Linked DNA regions of Mus musculus: region 1 is linked to region 2. A link is a loop called in an ENCODE intact Hi-C map of the cell type or tissue named here. Cell type or tissue: gastrocnemius. All regions are shown on one strand. Each heading gives the region's core, and the rest is flanking DNA. Links, peaks and the distances in the headings are about the cores only.

What was found. A loop is a pair of places that touch in the nucleus more often than their neighbours do. Peaks named below come from ENCODE experiments on the same cell type or tissue, not always from the same donor. Only the 100,000 strongest peaks of a DNase experiment are listed, where the experiment ranks them.
Region 1: a loop joins it to region 2, with 2.5 times the contacts of the local background. A loop is called at or near these places in 11 of 42 quality-filtered maps.

The regions. Positions count from the first base shown.
Region 1 is chr3:95,387,543-95,403,767 of GRCm38, reverse strand. It overlaps 4930558C23Rik (RIKEN cDNA 4930558C23 gene), which reads left to right and starts at 936. Exons shown (of 2, transcript NM_001384190.1): 1 at 936-1,062. In gastrocnemius, for the core only: a CTCF peak has its summit at 9,193; no DNase peak of the experiment used is centred there.
Region 2 is chr3:95,302,267-95,318,491 of GRCm38, reverse strand. Anxa9 (annexin A9) reads left to right here and starts at 3,312. Exons shown (of 14, transcript NM_001379545.1): 1 at 3,312-3,689; 2 at 11,323-11,418; 3 at 12,070-12,160; 4 at 12,534-12,630; 5 at 15,412-15,506; 6 at 15,713-15,826; 7 at 16,067-16,157. The coding sequence starts at 12,086. It overlaps Cers2 (ceramide synthase 2), which reads right to left and starts at 3,302. Exons shown (of 11, transcript NM_029789.2): 1 at 3,147-3,302. LOC115489748 reads left to right here and starts at 2,696. Exons shown (of 2, transcript XM_030252979.1): 1 at 2,696-2,735; 2 at 2,928-3,748. The coding sequence starts at 2,696. The coding sequence ends at 3,730. In gastrocnemius, for the core only: CTCF peaks have their summits at 7,238 (motif pointing left) and 7,440 (motif pointing left); DNase peaks (open chromatin) are centred at 3,307, 7,444 and 10,897; H3K4me3 peaks cover 947 bases; H3K27ac peaks cover 3,001 bases.

The DNA.
Region 1 (16,225 bases), core at 5,228-13,227, 83 kb before region 2:
TCTTTCTTTCTTTCTTTCCTTCCTTCCTTCCTTCCTTCCTTCTTCCTTCCTTCCTTCCTTCCTTCCTTCCTTCCTTCCTTCCTTCCTTTCTTTCTTTCTTTCTTTCTTTCTTTCTTTCTTTCTTTCTTTCTTTCTTTCTTTTTTTTTCCAGACAGGGTTTCTCTGTATAGCCCTGGCTGTCCTGGAACTCACTTTGTAGATCATTCTGTTTTATCTTGAGATAGGCTGTCACACTGTAGTGCACACTGGCCTGGAACTTCTATTGTAAAACTCACATCCTCTTTCCTCTGCCTTTAGAATACTTGATTAAAGACATGGCCACCCAAGTCTGGCTTCCAACAATTCATTGGCTTTTTTTTTTTTTTTTTTTTTTACTTAAAAATGTATTTGGACCTGAGCGTGGTGGCTCACACGTGCAATCTTAGAATTCAGCTGGCTGAGATAGCTATATTACCACAAGTCCGCGGCAAACCTGGACTACAGGGCACGTTCTAGTGTGATGATAGCCTTTCTCAAAATAGCAACAGCAAAAATATTTATTTAATTTTGTACCTAAATACTCATGTTTCCTTTTACTAAAGAGGTATTTGTAAACGTTAGTTCCTATAAAACCTAGATCTTTGCACATGAAAATAAGAGCCAAGGGTATTTTTATTTTTACTTTTAGGGAGAGAAGAAAGTCAGGAGCCTCATGGCTCTGAGTGAGAAGTCAGTGGGTAAATGAGAAGGTCTTTGACTCTGGGTCCAGGGATTCCAGTGTCTTAGTGAGGAGATAGCAGATGGAGAGGATTCTGTGCGTTCTGGGTTCTGGATATTGCAGGGCTTCCATCTCTGGGTGTCTCCCTCAGTTCTATGACGCTGACCCTTCCTGATTCAGAATCTCTGCTTATGGCCCTTCTATGCTCTCTTCACAATGCAAACATTCCACTGTCTCTAGTTCTTTCGGTCTCACCCACTGTCATTGCAGTTAACCTCCCTGAGGTGGTTTCAACTGCAAATATCTTGCTCTTGGTAACTCCTAAATTCCAGTCCTACAATATGGTGTACCTCCCGAGCATTTGCGTAAGTATTTTTGATTTTGTTTGTTGTTTGTTTGTTTTAAGACAGGGTGGGTGTCTCTGTCCTGAACTTACTATGAAGACCAGGCTGGCCTCAGAGTCAAAGATCTACCTACCTCTGTCTCCACAGTGTTAGGATTAAAGGTGAGTGCCATCAGCCAGGAGGGGGCAGCTCATTCCTTTAGTTCCAGCATTCAGGAGGTAGAGGAAGGCAGATCTCTGTGAGTTCAAAGCCAGCCTAGTGTAGAGTTAGTTCTAGGATAACAGCTACATAGAGAAGTCCTGTTTTGGGTGGAAAGGGATGTATGCCATCTGTAGCTACAGTTCTAGGGAATCTGGCATCCTCTTCTGACCTCCAGCTTGTTTGGTTTGGTTTGTTTTTTTCCGAGACAGTTTCTCTGTGTAGCCTTAGTTATCCTAGAACTCACTCTGTAGATCAGGCTGGCCTTGAATTCACAGAGATCCACCTGCCTCTGCCTCCCAAGTGCTGGGATTGAACGCCTATGCCTCAGCTTGTTTTTGTTCATTTGAGACAAGGTCTGTCTCTTTATGTATTCCAGCCTGTCCCAGAGCTCACTGTATAGACCAGGCTAACCTCAAACTTACAAAGATCCACCTGCCTTGGCTACCTCAAACTAAACCAGTTATCATCATACAAATATCAGCTATTTCTGAAATGAAGAGCTTAGCTAATGGCAACCTAATATTTTTCTTTCTGCTTTATAAATTGCAGCCTCACAGTTTTATCATTTATCACTTCCTTTTACCTTCCCATCCTCTATCATTTTGTGGTTTTGTTTGGTTTGGTTTTGGAGGGGATGAAATCTTCCAGTGCTTACATAGGGTGAGGATATTAATACGCTTCCATCCAGAAGTGGCCTGTAGGTTCCCACCTTAGCTTATGGTTAACTCAGTGTTTAGAGCACATGTTGCTCTTCTAGAGGGCCAGCATCCATTCGGGTGGCTCACAACCACCAGTAACTCCAGTTTTAGAGAATCCAATGCCCTCTTATGGTCTCCTTGGGCATCTACACATGTGCACAGAAACACATACAGAGAGACACACACAAATAAAAATACAATAAATTTTTAAAAATAGTACATAACTGCTCTGGGACAAAGCCAAAAGGTTATTTGTTTTCATTATTATTATTATTATTATTTGTTGTGTTTGGCCAGCAGACCACAACCTGGGTTCTAGCCTGGAAAGGCATTTTGGAAACCTGGAAGAGAAGAGGGGCTAGGTGGCGAGAGAAAAGAATGTAGCCAAGACAGTTACTCTGATCAAGGCTCAAATTTTATTGTTGTGACACTAGTTATGAAGGAAGGGGGAGGGGACCCGATTTTCGCCGAATAATCTCGGGTCCAGTAGAAAGGTGCACGTGTGTGGCTCCTCAGGTTCCAGCAGTGGGCGTGGCAGAACGAATGAGCAGGAAGCTCCACCCCGAGCAAGCAGGTTTCAGGCTGGGGGAGGGGAGACTACATCTCCTCCCTTTTATTAACAAAATTAAAAAAAAGAAAAAGCTGGCCTGAGGGGGGAAAAATTATCTATGCTCAATAGTTCTGCCTGGAATCTAGGGCTAAAGAAAAAACTTGCTTTACTGGGATTCTTTAACTTTTCTTATGGTAAACTCTATCTGGCTAAAGACTGTCCTTTCTTATTTTAGTGAACAACTAACTGAAAAGCCTGGAGCTGTAGGCTCTGACTTTATAATGCTAATTAGTACTTGGTAGGTAACTTTCTAGTTGAATTTTAAGTAGGGCGTTGGAACTTTGGCTAAGTTTGACTGAACAAATGTGAAATACACTATAATAACACTAAGTTGATATTTCTCAGCTTTTTTGGATGATAGGTGGGAAACAGGGAGAAGGAGTTCGACCGGCTCTTGTAGTACAAGGCCAATTGGCTTTTTTATTTGGGTGGGAGGCAGTGAAGGGCTTGCCCTTTCAATAGTACGTCTCCAATCTCTCTCCCCCCTATTAATTAAGTTAAATAAGGCAACGCTTAACTGAGGTGATCAAATGATTTTCTCATCCGTAGATGAGTGGGTTTTTAACCTTGGCTTGGGTGGACATGGACCCGATTTTTTTCGTGGGTACTGGTAAAACCCACACATGTGGCTCTCGGTATCTTTTGGGGAGGCGAGGTAGAGCCGGAAAATATTTTTTATTTTTAACCAAAATATGATACCAACCTCTTTTAAACCGGGTTTATCTCACAGGAAACTTAGAAATGGTCAAGCTGGACCTTCCCTTGCAGTAGTTCTGCACCAAGCGGTGCCCATACTGAATTTGTACAATCATAAACCAGTATGCACAGTTTTGAGTGCTGTGCAGCTCCTAAAGGAGAATTATCAACCTCAGAATTAGTAAAGCCTAAGCAAGAATTATGTCGTTAGTAACACCACGATTTGTGGCTAAAATAGGAGCTGGAAGTCGTTCCTCCTCATCCCTGTTTTTTCTACAGCCTATTGAGCTAAGGACACCTTGCAGTAACAGCAAGGGTGAAAATCCAGAGGTCAGTTAAGGGGCTAAGCCTGTCTATCAAAATAAAAACCAATCTTTATTAATATAGAAATATCTACTTTTCTAGCCCTCTTGGTAAACCTAATTTTTAACTCAGACTGAAAACCACGTGCTGGAAATGTCCTGAGACTGGGGGTAACAGCTGCCACCTGTGTGCTCTAGGGGGGCGGGGATGCACATCCACTGGTCCGTCTCGAGAATGTTGATTTACCTGCTTGAAAGACAAAATCTTGAAAGACAGTGAGAAAGTAGGAAAGCAGAACTTCTTTTGGGGAACTCTAGGTACTTTATTTAAATGCAAACTGTAAAGCTGAGGCTAGTCTCCGGCCTCCTGTCGGGGAGCTGGCTCAGAGAGTAGCTTTTTCGGAGCCTGAGTCCTCAAGCCGACTTTTAAGCAAAAGAGGAATTTTAGTCCTCAAGGTGATACTTTAGAAGATTTAGAATCTGTGTTCATCTAACAAATTAATTTATCTGGCAGCCACTGCGCTCTATCTTCATCTCGTGAAAAAACACAAACTGAGTCCCTACCCCAAATTAGAACTGGATCTGGACCCTTCTATTCATTAGTCAGGGGGTCCTTCCATTTTACTAATGTATTAAGTGAACAATTGCTCTTTAATAGCTTTTTCTACTAGCTGTAAGGCCAGCAATCCTTCTGAGGTTAGGGGTCTAGGGGAAGTGGGGGATGTGCTCTGAATTAACTTTGCTAGGTAATTTAGAATATAGGAATCTCTAACATTGGACTGAATATTAGACCAGTCTGAGATTGAGTTAGAATGGCTGGTCACACTGAAGAAAGGAGAAAAATCATTATGACTCTATTAAATGACTAATTTTACTAAGTCTGAATATACAGTCTCTGATGTACTATTGCCATAAAGTTAAAAGGCTAGAAGCTAGTCTAAACTGGAAAAATGACAAGTAAGGATGGATCTAAAACATGAATTTAATTTAGTTTTTTAGTCAATACAATCAGGACATGAGTCAACTTACCTACCAGCTCGTCACACGAATTTACTAATATGCTTCTGCAGCGTTCTGTGGAGAAAACCTGTTTTTCCCTTTTTTAATAAGGTAGTTGTTTTAGGATTAATCTATAAGCCAATAAGTAGATCCCTTTAAGATACTATAAAGCATTTATTAAACTCTTTGACATTAAAATATTAGATTTTGAAAATAAAGGTAAGACTTAAATAGTGTGCATGGGAATGCACTAAATAGTATGCACGGAGATACAATTTCTCTCTTTTTTGTCTTTTAAGAAGTTAAAGTTTTAAAATTTTACAATACCTAAACCTTTGAATTAATAACTAGTTGACAAAACATTTTAAATACTTGGCTGTAAAGGGGCAGTGACTAATTGTACTTTTAATCAATTTTCTTAAGGAGCAGTTGTAACTAGAAGGCTTGCAAAGTTATTAAGAGTTACATGTGCATAATTTATTTATTTATTAACTAGAAATATGCATAAGCAATTGTAAATTTGAGAATTAATAGTATCTGAGGGATGAACAATTTAAGCAATTGCGAGCTCAGAGATATGGCATTGACTATTAATATACAAATTAAGGTTTGATTGTTCAGCATTTTAAAACACCATCTACAGCACACAACTAGATCATCTGTGTTGGAACAGGGGAAACTGTGTCTTAAGACTTCGCCCCACAGAAGCTAGTTGGGCCCACGTGGGCCAAAGATCGGCTGGGAGGATGAGAAAAATGACTTTACAATAATGTTTTCTTTTTGGCCAAAGAATTGTTTTGGGCACAACCAATTTTTAATTACCAATTAATAACAATTATAAAAGCTTTATTTTTTGTAGAAACTTTTGTAGTAAACTAAAACCCTAAGTAATAAAAGGATATTGTCTCTGAATCTTTTGGGTGAGAGCAAGGATTTAAGGTAAACTTTAAGAAGCATTAGTTAATAAAATACCTTTTACTTAGGAAACAATATACACTGAAAGATTAAAACTCTTGGCTTCTTGTATAGAAGCAGAAACAATAAAATTTTTTCTTACATAATGTAAAGTTACATTAGCCATACCTAGAGGCAAAATTTTTTAGTGATTACAGTTCACTAGAAGCAAAACTCTTTGAATTTAAGCATTATTTTAAACATCTGAATAGATCTGCAACACTGTTAAAAAGAATTTCTCTTGAACACAGGGAAAAATCTTTCTCAGGCACTGTTTGCAAAACAAAAGAAAGGCCACAAGCTGCTCTGGGGCTGCCCAGAGCCCTGCATTGACTCAAACGTAAAATACTTTTTAATCTGAGCATCCTGGCCCTCTTGTAATAAGGACTGATTCTAGAGAAACAATATAACTGTCTACGCCTCCAAATTTTGATACTCTTTCTTAAGATGACTTACAGTTAAAACGTTCTTCACAACTTTAGTGTTGTGAAAAAATTGCCCGTACTGCAGTTTCTTGCCAGGCAGCAACTATAACCAAGCTGTTTGTCTAATCTATTTACAAAGACAAACATAACTAGATAACTCTGTCACAGTTTTGTATGAAGTGAGCTGTATGAGCGCTCTCATAAGATGATTACTCTTGTAATTATCTTAATTACAGTATACAGGTGAATTAAAGATCTTAAATTTGAAGTCAAACTGCAAGCTGCAGTCAATGGAACAATAGCAGTTTTAACCATAATTTTTAAGTTTTTGTGCAAGGTTAGGATAATACCTGTAACCTTGGGAAAGCAAAACCCAAGTTTAAAACAATTTATTATCTTTAAAATCAATATTAGAAGCATTACTATCATATTACGAAGTTTGGATGTCAATTAATACCTATGAATACCTATTAAAGCAAGCTTTAATGCTTTAATAAAGAGACATTGCTTTAAATCTTATTTTAAATTTTACTATTTAGGATACGAACCACATTAATTATTACCTAAACTAGAAATATCTTTAGAGACCCAGCCTCTTGGGCTGCCTTATGCCATGTGTCGGAAGGACTCTAAACTTGAGTTATCAAATTTAACACTAACCATCTGTAGCAATGTAACAATTATTAATCTTAACCAACAACTTATGAGCTGATTGTGAAAACACTCAGAGCACATTATCAATAAAAAAGAACCAAATGAAGCAGTTACATTTAGACCAATCAGAGAATAATAATTTTTGTAGCTACAACCATAAAAATAAAAAACACTTTACCATTGTCAAACACATTAATCATGAACCATTTATTAGCTTTTTTACTCTGAAACTTAGAGGCTGTGCACTCGACCTTATTTCCTAAAACGAACAGTTTTTCCAGCAGGGGCCCTCCCGCCACGTGTCTGATTCCTGGATGAAACACGTGGCAGCTCTCGGCTTTGTAGATAAAGTTTTTTATACCATCTTTATTATCCAACACAAAACATAGAACATTCATTCATACAGACTGGACACGAACATACATGAATTGAACACGAGAACAGATTGGTGCACCGGACATTAGACAAGACACAAAAGGGAACAGAGTACTCCTGTTATAAGGCCCAGAGAGATATTTCTCTCTGCTTTTTGGGACATTTTCCTCCCTTATGATGCATCTTTTAGTAACTGGGGCAATCCGCCTATTCCTTTTAATAAACCCTTTTTTTTCTCACACCTCATGTAGCTTCGGAGAGCTACGGCCTACCGCCTATTACCCAGCTCCTCACTGCTGAACCTAAGTGAACCAGCGCACGGGTTTAACGCTGTCTCAGCTTAGCCCATACCTTCTCCGGTATGAATTTCCCTTATCTTTTATTTTATGGAGCTCCGAACCAGCAGCGTCTCTTCCAAAAATCCTTTGCCGTTTCTCAGCCCCACGTTGGGCGCCAATTGTTGTGTTTGGCCAGCAGACCACAACCTGGGTTCTAGCCTGGAAAGGCATTTTGGAAACCTGGAAGAGAAGAGGGGCTAGGTGGCGAGAGAAAAGAATGTAGCCAAGACAGTTACTCTGATCAAGGCTCAAATTTTATTGTTGCGACACTAGTTATGAAGGAAGGGGGAGGGGACCCGATTTCCGCCGAATAATCTCGGGTCCAGTAGAAAGGTGCACGTGTGTGGCTCCTCAGGTTCCAGCAGTGGGCGTGGCAGAACGAATGAGCAGGAAGCTCCACCCCGAGCAAGCAGGTTTCAGGCTGGGGGAGGGGAGACTACAATTATTATTATTATTATTTATTAATTTGTGTGTGTGCTCACATGTGTATGCATATGCACATATTGTGTGATCCAGAACTCCCCCTACAGGGGGAGCCACCGAGCCATCTCTCCAGCTCCTGCCCTTTTGTTTTATTTTGTTTTGGTCAGATGTCCACCATTCCTTTATATTGGGAAGACCTTCCTTCCTGTGACTCTTTGAGAGACAAAACCTCATTCCTACTCTAGAAGGTAGAAGGCTACAGAGGCCAAACGTTCCCTCTGGCCTTGACACTGGCAGAGAAGATGCTGGTTCACAGCCCATCCTTGACCAGTGTAATGCCCTGGCCAGAAGGGAACATGGGATGATACAAGGTGACACAGTTTATTACTCAGGCTTGGCAGCAGCAATATCCAGTGGTGGCAGCCATGTCTCCTTCTGTCACTGCCCTGACCAGACCCTTCCTGCTGCTTACCAATGTCATTCCAAGTTTAGTGTACTGCCAACCTTGCATTCTGTATATTAACTTATTCCTCTCCAGAGAAATGCTGTCTCAAAAAAAAAAAAAAAAAAAAAAAACAAATGAAAAAAGAAAAAGAAAGGAAGGAACAAAATATAGATAAAGCCAGATGTGGTGGCACACACCTTTAATCTCAGCACTCAGAAGGCAGAGGCAGGTAGGTCTCTGTGAATTCAAGGTCAGCCTGGTCTATATAGAGAATTCTAGGATATTCAGGGCTATATATACAGAGAGACGTCCTGGTTTTTGTTTGTTTGTTCGGCTGGTTTGGGGGGGGGGTTGTTTGTTTGTTTTTGTTTTTCGAAACAGGGTTTCTCTGTATAGCCCTGGCTGTCCTGGAACTCACTTTGTAGACCAGGCTGGCCTCGAACTCAGAAATCTGCCTGCCTCTGCCTCCTAAGTGCTGGGGTTAAAGGTGTGCACCACCACGCCCGGCTTGTTTAAAAAAAAAAAAAAACACTAAAAGATAAATATAAAAAATAAAAATAAATAAAAAACTAAATAACAAAACAGGAAGAAAATTAGGTCAAATGTGGAGAGCCTTGGAGCATCTTTGAGATTGGAGGCAGTGGGTGATTGCTGACTGATCTTGATCAAAGGCTGACTGATTCACACTTAACTAAAATCACTTTGTAGTTTGGAGGAAAATCAGCATCTTTAGGAAATTGGTGTATTTATGAAGTTTGGCATCTGATTCCCAGAGTGCCATGGTAGGAGAGTGCTTAAAGAGATAAGATTGCCATTACAGAACTTATTACTTTGTATGGTAATCTCAGAACTAATGAAAAGTAGGCATGCAGAGTGAGGAAGCATTGCAATTTAGATCACAAGGGAAGCACATAGCCTTGCTTGGCAAGATCGCATTGGAAAGAATGCTGCGTATCCTTTCCAATGTTATCTTGCCAGTGTACAGAGGTGAAGCAGACATTTACCCTGCCATCGTCATCTTCTGACCATCAGGAGGAGCTCCAGGACAGCTTTCTCTTAAACTCTGAGGCTCCATTTCCTTTTGGCGAGTTAAGATATAATTCAGTCCTCCTCTTCATACTGTTCAAATCTTAATTCAGCACCTCACAATCTGAAAGTCCCAATTAGGATTTGGTTTTCTATGTTTTTCTTTTCTTTTTTTCTCTGAGATGGGGTTTCTCCATGTAGCCCGGGCTGTCCTGGAACTTGCTCTGTAGACTAGGCTGGCCTGTCTCTGCCTCCTGAGTGCTGGGATTAAAAGTGCGCACCGACACTGCTCAGTTTCTGTTTTGTTTTGTTTTGTTTTGTTTTGTTTTGTTTTGTTTTAAAGATTTATTTATTATTATACATAAGTACACTGTAGCTGTCTTCAAATGTGTTAGAAGAGGGCGTCAGATCTCATTACAGATGGTTGTGAGCCACCATGTGGTTGCTGGGATTTGAACTCAGGACCATCGGAAGACCAGTCAGTGTTCTTACCCACTGAGCCATCTCTCCAGCCCCCTCTGTTTTGTTTTAATACTTGGTGGTTGTTATTTTTGTTCTAGATTTTAAAATTTAAAAAAATGTCAGGTTTGGCTGGAGAGATGACTCAGTGGTTAAGAGCACTGACTGTTCTTCCAAAAGTCTTGGGTTCAATTCCCACCACCCATATGGTGGCTCACAGCCATCTGTAATGGGATCTGATTCCCTCTTCTGGTGTGTGTAAAGACAGAATACTCATAAAATAAATAAAAATGTTGTTAAAAGTGTGAAGCAGTGGTTGCACAGGCCTTTAATCCCAGTACTTGGGAGACAAAGGCAGGTGGATCTCTGTGAGTTCAAGGCCATCTTGATCTACAAAGTGAGTTCCACCCAAAGTAACACAGAGAAAACCTGTCTCAAAAAAAAAATTTAACAAACAAAGCATTAGCATGTGTGTTTGTGCCATGCACATACGTGTGCACTTGCATAGGTATGTACCACAGCACTTACGTGGAGTTCAGATGACAACTTTGTGGAGTCTATTTTCTCCTTCATATGGAGGACTGCATTCCAGACCCGAGGTCTGTATATCAGTGCCTTTACCTCCTAAGCCACCCACCACCCTGATTTTTTGTTATCCTTGTTTAGTTTTTGTTTAGTTTATTGCTCAAATGGAAAGAAATGCTAATTTCTTGTACTATAAGGGGATAGAATAGAGAGTTTATAACTACCTGTTTTGGTTTTTTGAGACAGAATCTCATGTAGTCCCAGATGGTCTCAAGCTCATGGGGGTGACTCATGAAGTAAGGAGTCACCCTCATGAAGGCTCCAGAGACAGAGTTTTGTCTTTTTTTTTAAGTTTTTTTTATTTATTTAATGTATATGAGTATCCTATCTTCATGTACACCTGCATGCAAGAAGAGGGCATCAGATTCCATTATAGATGGTTGTGTGAGCCACAATGTGGTTGCTGGGAATTGAACTCTGGTCCTTTTGAAGAGCAGCCATCTCTCCAGCCCTACAGAGTTTTCTCAAACAAGCCTTTAACTTTACCTATATGTGACTAGAAAGCCGGTTAACCCTCTCCTAGACCGTCTGTTGGCACTTGCTTGTCTCCAGGTTCTAGCAGTTTCTGTTTCAGGTTGAGATCTTTGATCCATTTGGAGTTAGTAATTTCAGTCTAAATACATTATTCTGCATGTAGACATCCAGGCTTCCCAACACCATTGGCCAGAGATGCTTTCTTTCTTTTTTTTCTATTCAGCTTATATCTTTGGAATCATTGTAGGTTATTAAGTGGCTGAAGTTATGTGTACTGATGTTTGGGTCTTAGATTTTGCTCCCTTGGTCTGCATGTCTGTTTTTGTGCCTCTACCAGACTGTTTTATTACTCTGGCTCTGTAATATACATTGAGAACTGGGATTGCAATTCTTCCAGCATTGGTTTCTTCTCAGGACTGTCTTCACTATCCAGGGTTTTTTTTATACATTTTCATATAAAATGTAGGATAATATTGTAATCCTGTGAAGAGAGAGATGAGGAACGTGGTGAGGGTTGTGTTGAATCTGTCTTAGCTATAGGTAGGATGTCATTTTCACAGCTCCACCAATCCATGAGCAGGGCACATCTTCCAATTGTCTGGTGTCTTAATTTATCTCTCTTCAGAGTTTTAAGTTTTCATTGTAGAGGTCCTTCACCTCCTTGGTTAGGTTTATTCCCAGATATTTTATTTTCTTTGAGGTTGTTGTAAATGGGAGACTGCCCATGGTCAGCTCTGTATGTTTTTTGGTGGTACGTAATAAGGTACTGATTTTTGCAAGTGGATTCTGTCTCCTACCATGTTGCTGAGTTGCTAAAGTTATCAGTTCTAGAAGTCCCCTGGTAGGATTTTGGGGATCTCTAATATGCAGTATCATATCATCTGCAAATAGCGAGAGTTTTGCGACATCTTTCTCTCTCTGTGTCCCTTGAATCTCCTTCTCTCCCTTATTGCCTCAGCGAGCTTCTCAAGCTCAATGCTGTCTTGTTCCTGGCTTCAGTGGATGGCTTCAAGCTCTTCAACGTTTAGGAAGATGAGCTGTGCACTTCTCGCACCCAGCTTTTATTGTGTTGAGGCATGTTCCCTTCTAGCCCTACATTCTCTAGGACTTCTATTATGAAGTTGGGTTTTGTCAAAGGCCTTTTTGTGTCTGTTGAGATGATGGTGTGATTTTTTTTTTACCTTTAAGTCCATTTCTATGACTTATTACATTTATTGACTTAAATATGTTGAACCATGCCTGTGTTCCCACAATAAAGCCAACTTAGTCATGGTATATGATGTTTTTGATGTCCATATTCTAGCTACCCTAGTGGTTCTTCAAATGATTAACTACAGAATTACCACTATATGACCAATTAATTCTACTTGTAGGTGTAGGCTTAAGACTGGCAAGATGGTCCAGCAAATAAGAGGATTAGCCACAAACTCTGACAACCTCAGTTCTAACCTACATGTGGTGGGAGGAGGGACCCAGTCCCCTCAAGTTGTATTCTGACCTCCACGTGCACTTGTGAACATATACACACATACATAGGGACACACATATACACATAAAATTCTATTAAAAAAAGAAACTGTATATGTTTGTATTTTACTGTCTGTAAAATATATCAATAAAATTGCTCTGATTGACTTGTTTCACAAGTGAGAGTCATCTGGGAAGAAGGAACTCAATTGAAAAAAAGGCCTCCATCAGCTTGACCTGTAGGCAAGTCTTTCAGCCATTTTCTTGATTAATGATATATGTGAGAAGACCCAGCTACTGAGTTCATTGCCACCCCTGGCAGCAGGTGGTCCTGGGTGCTATAAGAGAGCAGACTGAGCAAGTCATGAGGAGCAAGCCAGTAAGCAGCACCCCTCCATGGCGTCTGCATCAGCTCCTGCCTCTCAGTTTGTGCCCTAATGTCCTTCAGAGATGGACTGTTATCTGGAAGTGTAGGTTAAAATAAACCTTTCCTCCATAAGCTGCTTTTGGTGTTTATCACGGGAACAGGAAGGAAACAAGGACAAAAACCATTACTCAGTGGTAACACTGAGCCATCTCTCCCACCCTAACTTAGCTTTTTGAAATAGCGTCTTTCAGTGAACCTAGAAGTAGCCACTTCAGTTAGACTCTAAAATCTGTTTCCTTCTCCCAGCAGTGCGACTTCAGGTACCAGCTACTGGCTTTCGAGTGGGTGCGGGACATCCGAACTCAGCCCCCTTCCTCCCCCTCTCCCCCTTGCACAAGAAGCACTTTAACCCACTGATCCATGCCCCCGGGACCTCTCAACTCACTTTAATCATGATTCAGTGAAGCATGAAGTGTGCGCATTTATCGTGTGTCAACATAGAGATTTGGCTGTCCCACTTTGAAGGTGTAGCCACTGTTGTAATCCGTGACTGCAGGGATTGTACAAACAGTGGTGAGATAGGCGCCTAAGACAAAGACTGATTCTGTAATCCCTATGCCTACCAACCCCTTCCAAAGGGCATCATGTATTTCAGAAGGAGCAGGTGCCTGGAGGCTATTGTACCCAACAAGAGTCATTTCAGGTTAGGATGAGAGGCCTGTTGCTGTGAGATCTAAGGAGCATAAACTCTGTATGCCCCATCTCTATCTCCATCATGCTGAGATCAGGAGCATGTGAGATTTCGTCCTGTTTATTAGTGCTATTTGGAAAGGGTCCTCAATGACTGTACAGATGTTGACTGAAGATTAACATTGCTCAAACACCCCACCGACAGTCACGACACAGTCACAGTCACCACCAGATTTAAGTCAAAGGCAGCCAGGTCAATTAGTCCATTAACTCAGAAACACTCACTTCTTCCAGCTTCTCTCTCTCCTCCCTGGAGATGCTGGGGCCTCAGGGGAGAGAGAAGATCTATGGACATCTGGACCATCTGTAAAAACAAAAATGTAAAGCATTAGACTGTTGCTGTTTTTAAAAATAATTCCATAGATACATGATTGACACACTAATCATCCGCACTCTATAATTAAATCATGATCAGCACATTCATCACGTTTTACATCTTGATCGACAAAAAGGGAACCCAGGATTTATGGGGGTTTGGTTGGTTTTAGTTTTTGTTGTTGTGTTTTGGTCTTCTTTTTTTTTTTTTTTTTGTTCATTTGTTTGTTTTTGCTATTGTTTTTTGTTTTTCGAAACAGGGTTTCTCTGTATAGCCCTGGCTGTCCTGGAACTCACTAGACCAGGCTGGCCTCAAACTTAGAAATCTGCCTGCCTCGGCCTCCCGAGTGCTGGGATTAAGGGCCTGCATCACCACGCCAGGCCTTTTTTGTTTGTTTGTTTGTTTGTTTGTTTTGAGACAGGGTTTCTCTGTGTAGCCCTGGCTGTCCTGGAACTCACTTTGTAGACCAGGCTGACCTCGAACTCAGAAATCTGCCTGCCTCTGCCTCCCGAGTGCTGGGATTAAAGGTGTGTGCCACCATCACCTGGCCAGAACCCCTGTGTCTTTAACTCTAATCTTAGCAATAATTATTTGCTGTTTCTTTAGATTTCTCCATTCTAGAGTTTTTATTTTTTACTTTATTTTTTGTTAACATATAAAGAAATAGCCTAAACTAGGCTTTTATATGATTGGAATTATACAACATTCTGGGTTTGTCTTTGGTTTTGTAACTGTCTTTCACTTATCATAATGCTTTAGATATCTGCCTAGGGGTTTAGTTTTTTTTTTTTTTAAGATTTATTTGTTTTATGCAAATGAGTGGTCTATCTGCATGTACACTGGCCTGCCAGAAAAGGGCATCATATCTCATTGTAGATGATTGTAAGCTGCCTTGTGGTTGCTGGAAATTGAACTGGGGACCTCTGAAAGAGCAGCCAATACTCTTAACTGCTGAGCCATCTCTTCAGCCCCAGATGCCCATCCAAGTTATAGCTATATAGCTGGATGACTTTGAACGCCTATCTCCACCTCTGAGGTTCTCAGGTTACAGGCATGTGATAACCTGGACCAAATGAACTACTTCACCAACCAGCTTCAGGAATTGTTTTGACGGGTCACTTGTTTTTCTATTTAGAGTTTAATTTATTTTTTGATAATTTCATAGATTTATATACTGTATTTTAATCATATGCACTGTTACCTTCTCTTGGGTCTCTTTCCCATCATAACCTCTTCTAGTCTCCCTAATGCATTCATGTCTTATGCATACGTGTGTTTGTACAAGTTGATATGAGACCCATTGAGTTTAACTAGAGCTGCTTACATGAGCATTGGTGGAAGAGTATTTACCAGGACCTTCACCTAGCACCTTCTAACTGCCACTCTCCCCTCATGGAGGGTGGACTTCATGAGCCTCTTCCCCAAATATGATGGTGCTAATAAACACAGTGTCATTCGGTCTCGGGCAGGTGACCATAGACAATCTAGAACAATGAGTTCAGTAGTCATCCTATGTTCAAAAGCCAGCCTTCCTTCCCATCCTCTGGCTCTTATGTTCTCTGAGGCTCATCTTCCAGTGTTCTTGGTGCCTTGGAGCAGGCAATATAGATGTCTCTTTAGGGCTAGTCACTAAACAGTCATTTATTCTTAGCACTTTAATCAGTTGAATCGCTGCAATAACCACAAACCACCACAAAATGAGGCTTCTTGTCCAACACTGGGAGGAGCACCAACCCATGAGCATAACCATAAATAGGGTTTGATGGGCACAACATGTCTGTTATCAAAACTACAGTAGTAGCTTCTATGCTAGAGCCCATGATGTCTCCAGTTACAGGATTCTGGCCAGCATTACAGTTTTACAGTACCAAGCATAAATTCCCTCCGGTGGATTGTGCCTCAAGTTTAATCAGAAAGCGATCGGTTACCCCCATAACAGTCAAACAATGGTACAAACATCGTACCTGGCGGTTTGGTTGTTCAGTACACAGGATCTCATAAATGGGTAAAACTTAAAACTCTTTTAATGTGTGTGAATGTTTGCCTACATTTCAGTATGTGCACTGTGTGTTGCTTAGACTTCCCGGAGGTCAGAAGAGAGGGTTGCATTTCCCAGAACTGGATTTACACGTGTTTATCAGCTGCCACGTGGGTACTGGGAACCAGGTGGGTACTGGGAACCAGACCCAGTTTCTCTGCAAAGGCAGTAATGCTCTTAAGCACTGATCTGGTTTTCAAGGAGGAACCTTCCATTTCAGCTCCAATTGATTGTCTTGTAGTGATAGGTATCTCTAGTTTGATAACTTCTTACCTATCTGGTGGGTAATCAAATTTAGCCCTGGTGAACTATGTTTTAATAATTGAAATTAATCTCTGGATTTACATGATTTTTCATCATAAGTTGAAAATGACAGTACATAATTGGAACAAACCATCTTACAGTACTCCCCACTGAGTTTAGATAACACAGCTGGGCCTGGTTCAGTGGCTAAGGACACCTGCTGCTCTTCCATGGGGACTGAGCTGGGTTCCCAGCACCTGGTCGGATGCTTATAAGCTTTTAGAGATACAATTGCCTCTGACCTCTATGGACACCAAACAGACATGGCATACACATAAA
Region 2 (16,225 bases), core at 2,952-10,951:
CACCGAGCGGTGGTGGCGCATGCCTTTAATCCCAGAACTTGGGAGGCAGAGGCAGGTGAATTTCTGAGTTCGAGGTCAGCCTGGTCTACAAAGTGAGTTCCAGGACAGCCAGGGCTATACAGAGAAACCCTGTCTCGAAAAAAAAAAAAAAAACCAAAAAAATAAAAAGAGTGGAAGCCTCTCCAAAGGACAGAATTAAGTGTGACTGCCCACACAAGCACACTTTCTTCCTAGAGAAAAGGAGAAAACTGAATAGAGAAGAAAAGGGAAGAAGGCAGAAGGCCAACTGAAGGAACAATTTTGGACACCCCACCTCTTCCTTCCTACCTTTTGGGTTAACTGGATAGGAAATAGGGACTAATTCCTGACCTTGTCGCCTGGCTACTGTGTTCCTCAGTGCCTAACTTTTCCTCCAGTGAGACCTAAAATCAAGCACACAGGCAACCCTAGCCTTGGGCCATCTCCAAGCCGTCCCATAACTAGGATGTTTTTCTTCATAGAGCCTTTCGAGAGTTAAAGATTCAGAGAGCTAGCTAAGGGCCCCGAGTGGGTGGAGCCTCTCTCCCGGGCTCCAGCAGCGTAGGAATGTCTAGTGCCTTGCTTATCCCTACCAAAAAGGTAAGGAGCTAGAGGGTGGGGGTTGGGTAGTCACAGAACAGCACACCTATCTCAACCTGGGGATTCTTGCGCTGTGTCCCTGGGAAGTGAAGACTGCTGGGGGCCTGCACACTGGGCTTCAAGCTTGATGTGTCCTTCTTTGTTGTTCTGAACTTCCACAGTAGAGAAGCAGCACCAGAGGCAAGCAGGGTCAGGACGTTTGACTCAACAGGAGGAGAAGGGACTAGGGTTTCTAGTCAGCCTTACACACCTCCTCAGAGCCAGTTGGCTCCTTGCTGCGCCCCTGGCGGCTACTTGGCACAGCACATCAGACAGAGCATTCCATCAACATGAAATCAGAACTAGAGAGAAGGCGACATCCAGCCCCTAAGGGCTGATTACACCTTGATTACACCTGCAACTTAATTACACCTGCAACTCTTCCACTCACAAAAATTATACCGCCTGCACACGTGAGGAGATCCAGTGTAGTGTCCATCTGTCTTCCTCACACACACCTGCCTCAGAGACAGGCACCACTTTCAGAATCACAGGCTGAAGAGGAGCCAATACAGCACGGACTTCACAAGGATTATATTACTTGAAACCTAAGCAAGGTTTTTGCCTGGCTCCAACTCTGATTGATTCCTCCCCACCCCACCCTCCAATGCAAGTGTAATAGGGTGAGAGATGGGCACCTGCAGAGCCAGAAAGCTGGGAGGATAGAAGTGTGACCTGTAAGAAAACCTCAGGGCCAGTGAGACAGTAGATAGTGGGATAGAGACGGTTTCACAGGGCTCTCAAGTCTGAGCAACCATTAAGAAGGCGACATAGAGCCGGGCGTGGTGGTGCACACCTTTAATCCCAGCACTCCAGAGGCAGAGGCAGGCGGATTTCTGAGTTCAAGGCCAGCCAGATCTACAAAATAAGTTCCAGGACAGCCAGGACTATACAGAGAAACCCTGTCTCGAAAAACCAAAAAAACAAAAACAAAAAACAAAAAACTTCTTTCTAGGGCTGGAGAGATGGCTCAGTGGTTAAGAGCACTGACTGCTCTTCTGAAGGTCCTGAGTTCAATTCCCAGCAACCACATGGTGGCTCACAACCATCCGTAATGAGATCTGATGCCTTCTTCTGGAGTGTCTGAAGACAGCTATGGTATTTACATATAATGAAATAAATAAATCTAAAAAAAAAAAAAAACAAAATCAACAACCATTTAAAAAAAAAAAAAAAAAAGAACTTCTTTCTAGATATTGAAGAGCAATAGAAGTCAACTGCTTCGGGCTAAAGTATGAGCCCAAAAATACAGGGCAGATTCTGGTAAAGCTAAGGGGTGAGGCTGTGACAACCGTGGCCTCAGGCTTCTCTGGGATGTTTCACAAACTTCCCTGCTCCAACCCCAAACACTATATAAGAATATGCCTTCCAGAGACAGGGAGAGGCCAGTAGGTTGAAGTAGCAGCGGCAAATGGGGTAGTGTTGAAAGGAACTGTACAATGTCAGTCTCCCTGTGGCCAGCGACAGAGAGAAACCTAGTCAGAGGCTCCAGTGAGAATAGAGGCACCAGAACTAGTTCACACACACAGCACACCACACCACACCCCTTAGAAATTAGGCACTATGTGGCCAGAAACAAGACCTAAGGAACGGAATATTTGACCTTAGGGGCCCCATCACAAATGCAAGACAGTCACCTTAGCTCTGGGATGGGAAGTGACCCCCTACCCCAGCTCTCACACAAACAGAAGTAATTTCTGGGGGAGGCCTTCCCTAACTCAGTTCTGGGGAAGACCGGCTCACTCCAGACCTCACAGCGCTTAGAACACCCTGACAGCTGAGGCTGGAAACTCGGATAAGTGAGATCTGGTTTGGATGCCAGGAGTGCAGCTTAGGCACAGGAATTCCCAAGCTCAGGCTAAAAAGAAATGCCACCCACCTGCAGGTAGCCAACTAACTTGAGGGCCTCTGGGCCTGTAATTAGCAAGTTACAACCCAGAGCTGGCCAAACACGCCCCATAACGGTATAGGAATGTGAGCCCTTTGGGGCCGGGACAGACACTAAAGAGTGTACTCCTTCCTGTTTCCCGTTAGGCACATGGACACTCTGACCTCCCTCTTGGGATGGGCACAAGGGGGTCAGAAACAGAGGCGGCAGCGGCGGCGGTAGCAGTAGCAGCAACAGCAGCAACAGCAGGGGCCGCCACCGTTCCTCCTCGGCCTCCACACTCAGGCCCCAGGACGCACGCGGGCCCGCAGGGGCTTCTAGCACCGAAGGTCCGCTACTGCTCCACTCCTAACAAAGGGGCGTCTGTACCATGGATCCTGAGCGAGCGCCCGGCCCCAGTCCCCCTACCTGTTGCCCCGCAGGCCTTCTCTGGTCCGAGGCCCCAGCCGGGCCCGGATCGCCCGCTCCAGCAGCGCTCGGCCCGCCCTCCGGCAGGCCGGCCGCCATGAGCCGGTGGAGGCCCCGCTCCCTCCGAGCTGCACCCTGAGCCCCCGCGCCCGTCACTGCCCCGCCACCCTCGCGGACCCGCGCACAGACTTACTCGGCGTCCGGTGCAGAGCTGCTCCGGCCCGGGCGCCGCTACTCCGTTTCCCACTTCTAGCGCCCGGCCGGTGCGCACTGACTGGGCCGGGTCCTCTCCTCCCCCTTCCGCTGCCCGCGGCTCCCTCCCTCCTTCCTCCTTTGCCCGCCGAGCCCCGGCGAGCCCAGGCCGAGCCCAGTAGCGGAGCTGAGTTGGGTGTGGGCCGCGGCCGGGCGGGGCCCGGTGCCCGGAACCCTGCGCTGCGCCTATGGAGCGGAGGAGCCCCGACGGGGCGGGTGGCACGTGCCCCGCAGGGCGCCTGGGTCTCTGAGTGGCGCGGTTGCGGCCCACCCGGACATTGGTCAGGGACCCCCTGGTGCTTGAGCCCAGAGCAGTTCAGAGCTGGCTGCCTCTGCCCAACCCCGCGGCCCTGGTGTGGTCGGCGACCTCAGCCCATGATTTACCCCCGGGTTGAATGCTACAATCCCATCGTCCGGCTTCACTGGGCATCAGAGGAAGGGTGCACGCGGAGAAAACCCTGCACAGATCCCGATGCTCCCTACGGTGAGATCCACAATGCCCCCTCCCCCAGCCCTGCTGTTTAGAGTCCTAACAGAGCTACTCAAACCTTTTGTAAAATGTACTCCAGGCTACACTATGGTTAGCCGTGATCAGTTTCGTATTAGAACCTGTTTTCCCTTAAATAGTCCCATAAAATCTATGCCTCAAGAAGAGAGCAGCAGGTTGGAGACATGGCTCAGCGGTTAAGAACACCGACTGCTGTTCTAGAGATACTGAGTTAAATTCCTAGCAACCACATGGTCACTCACAACTATCTGGGATCCCATGCACTCTTCTGGTGCGTCTGAAGACAGCCACATTGTACTCATATAAATTAATAAATAAGGGGACGGATGGGGGGGAGAGAGAGAGAGAAAGCGCCCAGCAGCCTTAACTCCCATCTCCCATACTCCCATTATGGACAGAACTTGACTAAGTTGTCAAGTGACCCTTAACCGGGAGAGTTAAGCTTAGCTTCTTCCATGTAAAAAATGCTTTAAAAACTATCCCCTGGGAAGTGGTGGCGCACTCCTTTAATCCCAGCACTTGGGAGGAAAAGGCAGGCGGATTTCTGAGTTCAAGGCCAGCCTGGTCTACAGAGTGAGTTCCAGGACAGCCAGGGCTACACAGAGAAACCCTGTCTCGAAAAACCAAAAAAAATACAAAACAAAACAAAACCAAAACCCTGCCTGGTGCAATTTCACATCTCATGCCCAAGCACAGTCCCAGCATTTGGGAGACTATGTTTTTTTTTAAACCTTCATAAAATAGTTTTGTTTTTTCTTTTTAAATTTATGTGTGTGAGTGTTTTGCCTGAATGTATGCATGTGTTCCACGAATGTCTGGTGGCCAACAAGGTCAGTGGAGGATATCAGATTCCCTGGAACTGGAGTTATATAAGGTTGTAAGCAGCTATGTGGGTGCTGAGAATCAAACGGGTCCTCTGTAAGTAAGAACATGACAGCTGAGCTGTCTCTCCCGCCTTTGTTATGAACCCAGGTCCTCTGAAGGAGCAGCCTGTGCTCTTAACCGCCGAGCCATCTCTCCAGCCCCGCCGTTTGTCTGTCATCATTAAGCCTGTGCCAGAGGCTTGCCTCACAATGTATGCCTGCCTTCTAGCACCAGGGCTTTGCCTGTGATCTTAGGAAGAGATGTAACCTCACTACTCTAGTGTGAGAGTTTGGCTCTCGATCTTGTCTGTTTGGGGAGTTAGAGAGGCAGTGGATGATTTCCAGCCTGTCTGCCCACTTGGTCCTTGCAGTGAGACCCCAGCACAGATGATACACCACAAAAGCCTGGCTGTCCCCTGCACTCTGCTCTATCCCTCTTCAGTAGCCTTCCTAAAATCTTCTGCAACGCGCACACACATACACCCTCACTTCTTTTTCCAACCAAGTCTGCTGTTTGGGCACTGGCTAACCCTTTTTAACCCCTCCCCACCGTTCTTGATGAATTGTCCCTTTTTCTTTTCTTTTTCTTTTCTTTTCTTTTCTTTTTTTTTTTTTTTTTTAATACTTGGCTTTCCCATGGTTTCCACCAGATACTTCATTTGTTTGTTTGTTTTTTCGAGACAGAGTTTCTCTCTGTGGCCCTGGCTGTCCTGGGATGTATTTTTAATCTTTTTGAGAAAGTATCTCACTATGTTGCCCAGCCCGGTTCCAAACTCAAAATCCTCCTACGGTTTGGATTTTCAGGTGTGAACTAACACACTCAGCTGTACCAGACTTTTTAAATATGTCCTCTGGGTAAGTGCAATTAACTTTAAAAGAGAGGAAGAGAGGAAGAAAGAGAAAACAGAAAGCAGTGGGGAGTTTTGTGGGCAGAGGCAGGATATCGGAGAGTGAGGGCCTGAGAAATGGAGATAAGAAGGTATACAAAAGAGTAAATGGAAGGAGGAGAACCCTGGCCTCCGCCAGCACTGGGGTGCTGTTCCCCACACACTCTCCCTGGCTGGACCAGGAGATTAGAATCACCACGCCTGCCTTTCTAACCCATCCTCCACCCTCAGTTGGCATTGCCATGCCCACAATGCCCCAAGTGTGCCCTGCTTGTGGTGACTCACTTCCTGTGAATAAACTGCTGAGGTGTCCCAAGGCATCGGACAGGCCACGGGGCTAGGTTTAGCTATTTGAACCAGCTCCACGGAAGGCCAACACATGCAACCTAATGGCAAAAAGGAGATTGTAAAACACAGACTCCTGCCTGCCCATCACAGTGACGCACTGTAAATCCCAGCAGAGGCAAGTAGATTTCTAGGAGTTTGAGGCCAGTCTGTTCTACACAGCCAGGGCTACAGAGTAAAACCTGTCTCCAAAAATTAAAAAAAAAAAGATAATAATAATTATATATGTATGTATATGAATGTATTATGTATGTTTACAGACACACACAAACCAAACTCATAAATAAACAAATAAATAACAAGTAAATATGTGGTGGGGAAGGCCTTGAAAGTGAAGAAGAGAAATGAAAGAGAAGCAACATTGATTGGGCGAGGGGGTTGAAGAAGTGCTAAGGAGTCAGCAGGTCAGTCACTGCAGGTCAGTCACGCTGCGCCGCTGCGGACACCCTAAGTCACCCTAAGTCACCTCATCAAGAGATGAAAAAGCTAAAAGCAGCTGGATAGTGGTGGCGCACACCCTTAGTCCCAGCTCCTGAGAGGCAGAGGCAGTCAGGTTTCTGAGTTCAAATCTAGCCTTGTCTACAGAGCAAGTTCCAGGACACCAAAGCTACAACAGAGAGGAAATCCTGTCTCGAAAAAAAGGGAAAAGAGACATTGAAACACCTGGATTCTATTTCAAACTTCGTGGGTGTGGGAAGTCCCTACCCTCCTCAAATCCCTAAGGAAGGATCAGAGGAAATTGCTGAGATGTCCACCAAGTTTATAATCCTAAAATGTAGTGCAGGAGGTTTACAGGTGATTGGTAAATCTGAAAACAGCCTGTCTGTTCCTAGTGTGTAATAAGACTGAAAGGGGTGAAACTCCACTCAGGTTTCGGCAGAGCCGCTGTAGATGTGCCACACACACTCCTCAGGACTCAAGCAGGGTTTGCTTCTGCCATGTGACTATCTGGGTGACTTTAGAGTTCAGACTTCTCCGAATTTAGAGAACTTGCTGGTTCTTGCTAGTGGTCCCTTGGGAAGCTTTGGCCAGGGCTAACAGATGCCCTCCCCTTCCTCCCTCCTTCCCTTTCACAGTGTGCTGCTTGGTATGGGGAGCCAGAATCAATTCTGAAGAGTCAGAAGGAGAGGCCCCATGTGCACTGCGTTACATTGCCATTCCCAGCATCTCCAAAGCAACGGTCTCCGTCTTCCAGTTGTGTGTGCTTATCTCCTTGAGACTTCTTCAGTCTCCATCTTCCAGTTGTGTGTGCTTATCTATCTCCTTGAGACTTCTTCTTTTTTAATTAAAGGTTTATTTATTTTTATATGTGTGTGTACATTGTTGCTATCATCAGACACCCCAGAAGAGGGCATCAGATCCCATTACAGATGGTTGTGCGCCACCATGTGGTTTCTGGGAATTGAACTCAGGACCTCTGGGAGAGCAGTCAGTGCTCTTAACTGCTGAGCCATCTCTCCAGCCCTTCCTGAGACTTATTGTTATCTTAGCTACTCACCAAGTCCATTCTGGAACCTGTCCAAGTCCATTCTCAGGATGCTGTACTTCTGACCACTGGGTTATGAGACACGTTCAGGTGGAGTCAGGTACTTCAAGTGTCCTGTCCCTATGTGATTCCTTAGTAAATACTCTTAGTGGTTACTCATGCCCTCTTGTGGCACAATTGGGGAACGGCAGGGAAAAATTGAAGCTGGCCAAGATTGGACTTCACAATCTAGAAGCAACAGTTACTAGTACGAAATAAGATAGTAACAATACTTTGTTGTCCTATGTTAACATTTTGACATTCATACATAATACTCCATGGCAAGCACTTTTCTAGTTGTTTTATCTGTATTTGGAGGTGGGATGCTAAGGATTGAATCTGAGCCTCGTCCTTGTAAGGCAATGGCTCTCTGCCCCTGAACTACATACATCTCCACCCCTCTATATATTTATCTAATTCTTAACACAATCTATAACATAAACGCTTGTGGTGGTTTGAAAGAAAATGTCCCCGGTTGGCTCATAGGGTGTGGCACTACTAAGAAGTGCATCCTTGTTGGAGGAAGTATATCACTAGGGGATGGGCTTGGAGATCTCAGAAGCACAAACCAGGATTAGTGGCTCATATATCTTTTCCTGCTGCCTGCAGATCAAGACAAAATTCTCAGATCTTTCTTCAGCACCATGTCTGTCTGCATGCTGCCATGATTATAATAGACTACACCTCTGAAACTAAAAGCAAGCCCCAATTGTGTGTTTTTCTTTTTGCGTTGCCATAATTGTGATGTCTCTTCACAAGCAATAGAGACCTTACCTAAGACAACAGACTTTTTAAAAAAGATTTATTATTATTATTATTATATGTAAGTACACTGTAGCTGTCTTCAGACACTCCAGAAGAGGGAGTCAGATCTCCTTACAGATGGTTGTGAGCCACCATGTGGTTGCTGGGATTTGGACTCAGGACCTTTGGAAGAGCAGTCGGGTGCTCTTACCCGCTGAGCCATTTCTCCAGCCCCAGACATGTTTCTTTTTTCTTTTATTTTTTGGGTTTTTTGTTTTGTTTTGTTTGTTTGTTTGTTTGTTTTGTTTTACTTTAACTTTATAAGTGTTTCACTTGTATGAATGTGTGAGAACCACGTGTGCTTGCTTGGTGCCTGGAGAGGCCAGAAGGCATGGGGTCTCCTGGTACTGGAGTTTTAGATGACTGTAAATAATCATGCGGGATTTACCCAGGGTAAATGGAGACTGAACCCAGGTCTTCTGAAAGAGCAGCCAGTGCTCTTAACCATCTCTCCAGTGCCCCTGCCTCCTGTCTCTGTTCTCTGATAGGGAAACTAAGCACAGGAAGGTTCTGCACCTGTCCAGACCATGCAGAAAATGAGAATCCTGACTCTGGGAAGTCTAGCCCCACAGGCGTTCAGCCTCGGCCACAGTGCAGAGATTAAGCCCTATCTGGCGGTTGTGAGATAGAACTCGAGATATTGCCATTAGAAAAGAATTTCGGGTAAACAATAAATAACGTTATCAGAAGTAATCACATTAAATATTTGGGTCATACTTATACCAACAAATTATTCATTGTTTACCTGAAGTAACTTAATTGAGAGTTGTATATTTTCATTTACTTAATCTATCACCCCTAATATACAAGGTGATTCTATGCTGCTATTGGCCATACACACATTGCTTCATTTATTACGTCAGATGCCCCAGCCTCTTGTCTCCTCAGCCCTGAAGTTTCTATCACCTTTTTCTTTCTTTTTTCTTTTTTAAGACTTGTTTATTTATTTCATGTATGTGAGTACACTGTAGCTGTCTTCAGACACACCAGAAGAGGGCATTAGATTCCATTACAGATGGTTGTGAGCCACCATGTAGTTGCTGGAAATTGAACTCAGGACCTCTGGAAGAGCAGTCAGTGCTCTTAACCATTGAACCATCTGTCCAGCCCCTGTACCACGCTGTTCATGTAGAGATGATGAAATGTCTAGCTAAGACTACAGAATGTAACAAGTGGCAGAGCCGGGGTTAAAGGCTCGTACCCATAAATCTTAGCACTTGAAGCTAAGGTTAGGCAATTGTGAGCTCAAGGCCAGCCTGGGCTTCATCATGAGTTCCCGGCTAGTCTGGGCTATAGAATAAAGCCCTGTGCCTTCCCACAAACAAAGGAGCTCAGTAAGAATGGGCATTGCCAGCAACCCTGATTGCCTGAGTGTCATGTGTTGTCCTTAGAACAGCTCAAGCTGAAAGCACCACTCCCTTGGGCTCCCTTCCTTGTGCGCATTCACAGTAAAGAATTCTTTAAAAATTAGATATTGCAGCTGGGCGTGGTGGTGCACGCCTTTAATCCCAGCACTTGGGAGGCAGAGGCAGGCAGATTCCTGAGTTCAAGGCCAGCCTGGTCTACAAAGTGAGTTCCAGGACAGCCAGGGCTATACAGAGAAACCCTGTCTTGAAAAACAAAACAAAAAATTATATATTGCTGGGTGTGCTGCCCTCACCTTCACTTCCAGTGCTTGGGGGGCAGAGACGAGTGGATCTCTGAGTTCAAGGCCAGCCTGGTCTACAGAATGTGTTCCAAGACAGCCAAAGCTACACAGAGAAACCTGTCTCAAACAAAAACAACAGCTACTACTACTACTATTAGTAACAACAACAACAATAATAATGTGAAAAAAATAATTAAGTTAATAAAATAAAATAAAAATTAGAGACTGAGCCAGGCAGTGATGGTGCGTGCCTTTAATCCCAGCACTTGGGAGGCAGAGGCAGGCGGATTTCTGAGTTCGAGGCCAGCCTGGTCTACAAAGTGAGTTCCAGGACAGCCAGGGCTATATAGAGAAACCCTGTCTCAAAAAAAAAAAAAAAAAAAAAAAAAAAAAAAAAAAATTAGAGACTGATCATGGGTCCTCTGGTTTTAAAACTGGAATATGTTTTCCACTTTAGTGAGGAAGAAATTCAGAATATGGTTGCCACAATGGAGGCCTTTATTCCCAGTGTCCCCAAACTTGTTTGCAGGACAGCAGTGGATAATGCTGTAACACTCTCCTTCCAGGGTTCTTGGAGATCAAGGAGATCTGGATTTAGAGAGTTACAGAGGTCCGGAGACAGGAAAAAGATTGCTCCCCAAACCCTATGGAGCCAGCCCCGATGCTTTCTCAGCTGCCTGGGGTCCCTGTGGCTGAGAGGGACTGTGCACCTGCTGCTCTGTGCTGACAGCCTCAGGCTCTGCTGTTGGGATTGTATCACTTGCAACCCAAGCAGTCAGGGGACATTGACTGCTAAAAGGCGACAGGAGTCTGAGAAATCCAGGCCCCAGGAGCCTCTTCCATTTGCTGGCTGCTTTGGGAGTACAGTGCTCCCAGGGTTTCGAGCTGTAACCGGTCTGCAGGGAAACACCCTCTCTGCATTTTTCTCTTTTGACTCTAGGTCTTTTCCAACCCCTGATTACCTGTGCCCTTCCTCCTCACAGATATAAACAGTCCTCTTGCCTCCCCACCCATGCTGGCTGACTTTCCTAAGGCAAAAAAAAAAAAAAAAAAAAAAAAAAAAATCACTGGAGCTTATGGGCCAGGACCCCCCGTGGGGTGCAGGCTGGGGTGCCCTGATGGTATGTGTCCCAACAGGTTCTTCTCTATCAACCTTGAAATCAGCCTGGAGCCTGTCTGACCTGCATTCCCCTTAACCCCCCCCCTCCCTTTTTACCCCCAGGGAGCTGGAGCCAGTGGTAGAGCCAGGTCAGAAGTAGGACTCAAGAGACAAGGTGTCTGTGGTCCCAACCTGGCCCCACAGGGAAGGCAGCGCACAAAGCCTTCTGTGTCCTGGGCTGGGCTGAGAGGTTGAGAGTTCACTTGCGTGGGTTCAGGGCCAGTTCCTGGGAGGAGAGATGCTAGGCAGGGAGGTGTTTGTTTGCTTGTAGACCCTGTACAGCCTGGTCCTCTCCCACGTCTGGGAGGGGCCAGAGTTGGAGACAACAGCTGGGCTGGTCTTCAAGAGAGAGGTCATCTGACTGACTGCTCAACCTAGGCTGTCCACTCCTCCTCTTCTCTGCCCGGCTACTCCGGAGCTGGTGCCTTCACGACGCTGAACCATAACACCCATCTTATTTTCAGCACCTTTCAGGTAAGTTCTGGAACTGAGCCCTCATCTGGGGACGGGAGAACTCACTGATGGTGGGAGAAGTGGGTATGTCCAGCATGACAGCTGCTAGCTTCTGTCCAAGCACAAGGACAGCCCAGATTACACCTGCTGACCAAAGGATCCCATCTGAGATTCCCCCACCCCCAGGATGGGGGCGGGGGTGTCTGGGAGGGGCAGACAGGTAGGAAGCTGATTTGCAGGTTACCTGTGGGGGAGAGAATGTGATAAGGAGCTGTCTTGCACCTGTTCCCATCATTGTCACCTCACCCCAGCTGCCTGAAGAGCCAGGCCAGGGAAGGGAGGAGGAACTTGAGCCTCAGAGGGCATCACCTCAGACTAAGGGTTCAGGGGACCTGGAGTGGGGGGAACTGGTTGGTGAGTGCTGGTTCCTACAGCCTCCCTAGCCCATCTTGGCTTACTAGAAGAAGGTGAAAGCCAGAAGCTAAGTCCTTCCTCTCGCCTTCCTCTTCTCTTGAGCCTGTGCACTAGTTCTGTAACTTATTATTTATTTGTCTGTTTATTTTCTGCAACACAGGAAAGGAATGCGTTGAGAAAGTCCAGGCCCCAGATAAGAGGCCATCAACATACCCAAGTGGAACATTCCCCTCAGCTAACTCCTGTTTCCTTCCTCAGGGAAGCCAGCTGCACCATGTCTGCGAGCTGTGGACCACTGGGAACATCTCTGACTCAGGAGATCCTCAGCTCCCTGGGTCTTGCCGACAAGGTATGGGCTGTTGGGACTTCAGAAATGTATTTATGTTCTCAGTAGTATTGGTGATTTAATTCTCTGGGCCACACTTGCCAGGTTAGTGCTCTCCCACTGAGCCACATCTCCAACCCCAACAATAAATTTTAATGTGTCAACTTAAAGGCCAGAAGATGCTGGGGGAACAGGAAAGTGGAAATGGCTGTGGAGAGATAGCTCAGCTGGGTAAAAAAGCCTTGATGAGCAGAGATCAATCCCTAGGACCCAAATGGAAGGAGATAACCTTGGTTGTTCTCTGATCTCCCATGCACAAACCCAACAAATGAACAAAGTGGAAGGAAGAGGTGGGTAGACTCACTCCTCATGACGCCATGATCTCCTGCTCTTACAGACCGCAGCCTGGGGGACCCTGGGCACCCTCAGGACGTTCTTGAGTTTCAGTGTGGACAAGGATGTACAAAGACTGCTGAAGGCTATCGCAGGCCAAGGTAAGCTCATGCCCTGGTTGTTTAGGGTTTACCTTTCATTGTTGATCTGTTATTTATTTATTTAATTTACAGATAGAGTCTTATTTGTAACCTAGTAGCCTGGAACTTACTGTGGAGACCAGGCTGGTCTACAGATCCACTTGCATCTGCTTCCCTAATGTGGGATTAAGGGTACACACTACCACACCTGACAGGGCCTCACTCTGCATCTCAAACTGACTTCAAATTTGCAGTAATCCTCCTGCAGCAGTTTCCCAAGAGCTGGGATTATAGGCAAGAGCCGGCATGCACAACTGCTGGTTTGCCTTTTTTCTCTTTCTTTCTCACTCTCTTTTTAAATCTTTATTATAATTCTTTTATTATATGCATATGGGTGTTTTGCCTGCATGTATGTCTGTGCACCACAAGCATGCCTGGTGCCTTCAGAGGCCAGAAGAACCTGCCAGGACCCCTGGAACTGGAGTTTCTGATGGTTGTGAGTTAGCATGGGGATGCTGGGAATTGAACTTGGGTCCCCTGGAAGAGCATCTCTCCAGACCCAGGTTTACTTTCTCATAAACAATCTCTATAGGTCAGGAAGGAAGAGGGGCAGCCAGATGGCTCAGGGGTTAAGGCCCCTGCTGCCAAGACTTGAGTTCAATCCTGGGAACCTCATGGGAGAAGGAGAGAACTAAATCTCAGGGCTTGTCCTCTGACCTCACACATGCTAAGGCAAGCACATGTGCCTACCACTTACACAGTAAACAAGTAAACAAACAAACAAATATGTTTTTTAAAAAGTCTTTTTAAGGATCCAGGAAGGAGGAGCTAGCCATGTTCTGGGTGTGCCCATGGAGCCTGATTCCAGCACGTAGTTCTGTGCTGATGTCATAGTCTCCCTCACAACACCGTGGGAGCTCAGGCTTATTACCCCATTCTGCTCATGAGGAAACTGGGGCTCAGAGAGATTAGGAGGCTCGCCCAAGGTCACACAGCTTATAATAGATCCTGGACTCTAAGCCAAAGGAGTGGATCCACCCAAAAAGCCCTTTTACATTTTTTAAAAAGATTTATTTATTTATTATATGTAAGTATACTGTAGCTGTCTTCAGACACACTAGAAGAGGGCATCAGATGTTGTTATGGATGGTTGTGAGCCATGTGACTGCTGGGATTTGAACTCAAGACCTTCAGAAGAGAAGCCAGTGCTCTTAATCGCTGAGCCATCTCTCCAGCCCGCCCTTTAACATTTTTATTTCATTAATTTACGGTTCTCTCTTTCTTTCTTTCTTTCTCTCTTTCTTTCTTTCTTTCTTTCTTTCTTTCTTTCTTTCTTTCTTTCTTTCTTTCTTGTTGTTGTTGTTGTTGTTTTTTCAAGACAGGGTTTCTCTGTGTAGCCCTGGCTGTCCTGGAACTCTTTGTAGACCAGGCTGGCCTCGAACTCAGAAATCCACCTGCCTCTGCCTCCCAAGTGCTGGGATTAAAGGCGTGCACTTTTTTTCTTTCTTTATGTTCTTTTTTTTTTTTTTAAAGATTTATTTACTTATTTATTATATGTAAGTACACTGTAGCTGTCCTCAGACACTCCAGAAGAGGGCGTCAGATCTCGTTACGGATGGTTTTGAGCCACCATGTGGTTGCTGGGATTTGAACTCAGGACCTTCGGAAGAGCAGTCAGTGCTCTTACCCGCTGAGCCATCTCACCAGCCCCTTTTCTTTCTTAAACCATTATATTAGGACAATTTTAGACCTGAATTAGAATTTGAGTAAGATCTATTTATTCATTCATTTCCTTCCTTTCTTTTCCTTTCCTTCTTTCTGTGCGTGTGTGTGTTTTGTTTTTCAACACAGGTTTCCCTGTGTAGTCCTGGCTGTCCTGGAACTCACTCTGTAGACCAAGCTGGTTTCAAACTCAGAGATCTGCCTGCCTCTGTCTCCTGAGTGCTGGGACTAAAGGCATGTGCTGCCACCACCACCGCCACCAACACCAGCTGCTTTCTTGGCTTGCTTTCTTCCTTTCCTTTCCTCTCCTCTCCTCTCCTCTCCTCTCCTCTCCTCTCCTCTCCTCTCCTCTCCTCTCCTCTCCTTTCCTTTCCTCATGGAATCCAGGCTAGCATCAAGCTCACTGTGTACCTAATAACTGACTCCTCATCCTCTTCCTTCCACCTCTCAGGTGCTGAGAATTACAGGTATGTGTCATCACACCCAGCTTTCCATGACATTTTATTTTATTTTATTTTTTAAAAGATTTATTTACTATTATACGTAAGTTCACTGTAGCTGACTTCAGACAAACCAGAAGAGGGAGTCAGATCTCATTATGGGTAGTTGTGAGCCACCATGTGGTTGCTGGGATTTGAACTCAGGACCTTCAGAAGAGCCAGTCAGTGCTCTTACCTGCTGAGCCATCTCACCAGCCCTCCACGACATTTTAAAAGACTTATTATTTACTTGAGTGTGTGCATGTGTGTATATGTGTACTTGTGAGGATAGTGCCCATGGAGGTCAGAGGATGCTGGATCCCCTGGAGCTGGAGTTACAGGTGGTTATCAGCCACCTGATGAGGGTGCTGACTGAGTCCTCTGAAAAAGCACTACATGTTCTTCATCTCTGGCCATCTCTCCAGCACTTTAAACGGAGTTTCTGACATTTTCTTATCATCTCCTTTGAGAACAGATGGAAGTTGGGGTGAGATAGTCCCAGTACTCCCTCCCCTTCCCTAGACCTAATTCTCTTCCCTGAGGAGCTGGGAATTCATGATCGTGAACTCTGTGGCTGCAACCTGGTTTTCTCTTGGTTTAGGTGTGGACTATGATACCATTGTGGATGTACTGACCAATCGGAGCAGAGAGCAAAGACAGCTCATTTCTCGAGCCTTTCAAGAGCGCACCAAACAGGTGTGAGCACTGACATCCTGTGAGCTGTGGACAGGGTGGGGACCCCTTGGAGGACTTGAGATCCAGCCACATCCTGCTCCTCCCTCCTGGCTAGTCAGGGACTTGGGAGTCAAACCTGGGATTAAAAAAAAAAAAATCAAAGCTTCCCATGATTTTGGGGCCTTCCTTGACCTATATCTCTATCTGTCTGGGGTCCGCTTCTGCAGGATCTATTGAAGTCCTTGCAGGCAGCGCTCTCTGGCAATCTGGAGAAAATCGTGGTGGCTCTCCTACAGCCTGCAGCCCAATTTGATGCCCAGGAACTGAGGACAGCCTTGAAGGTAGCGGGAGAGGACAACTGCCCTGGTGTCTGGGGTCCAAGAACTCCAACGGAGAGAGGAAGAAGCACAGTTAGTTGACTGGCCTTGACCTCTGCAGAGAGTAGGCCTAGAGGCCCCCTTGATCCTGTGATGACCCTTAGACAGAGAAGTGGCTAGTGCCAGCTCTCCAGCACTGTCTACCATCTTGCTGAGCTAAGGACATGGAGGCTCAGTGTCACGTGGCCTCATAATTTCTTACAGACCTCTGGTTCTGCTGAGGATGTAGCCTTGGAAATCCTGGCCACCCGAGCAGCGCCCGGACTGCAGGCATGCCTGGCAGTATATAAGCATGGTAAGCATGCAATGGGGCAAGGGGTCCCCGAGAGCTGAGTGGGACAGTCCACTACTCTCCTACAGTCC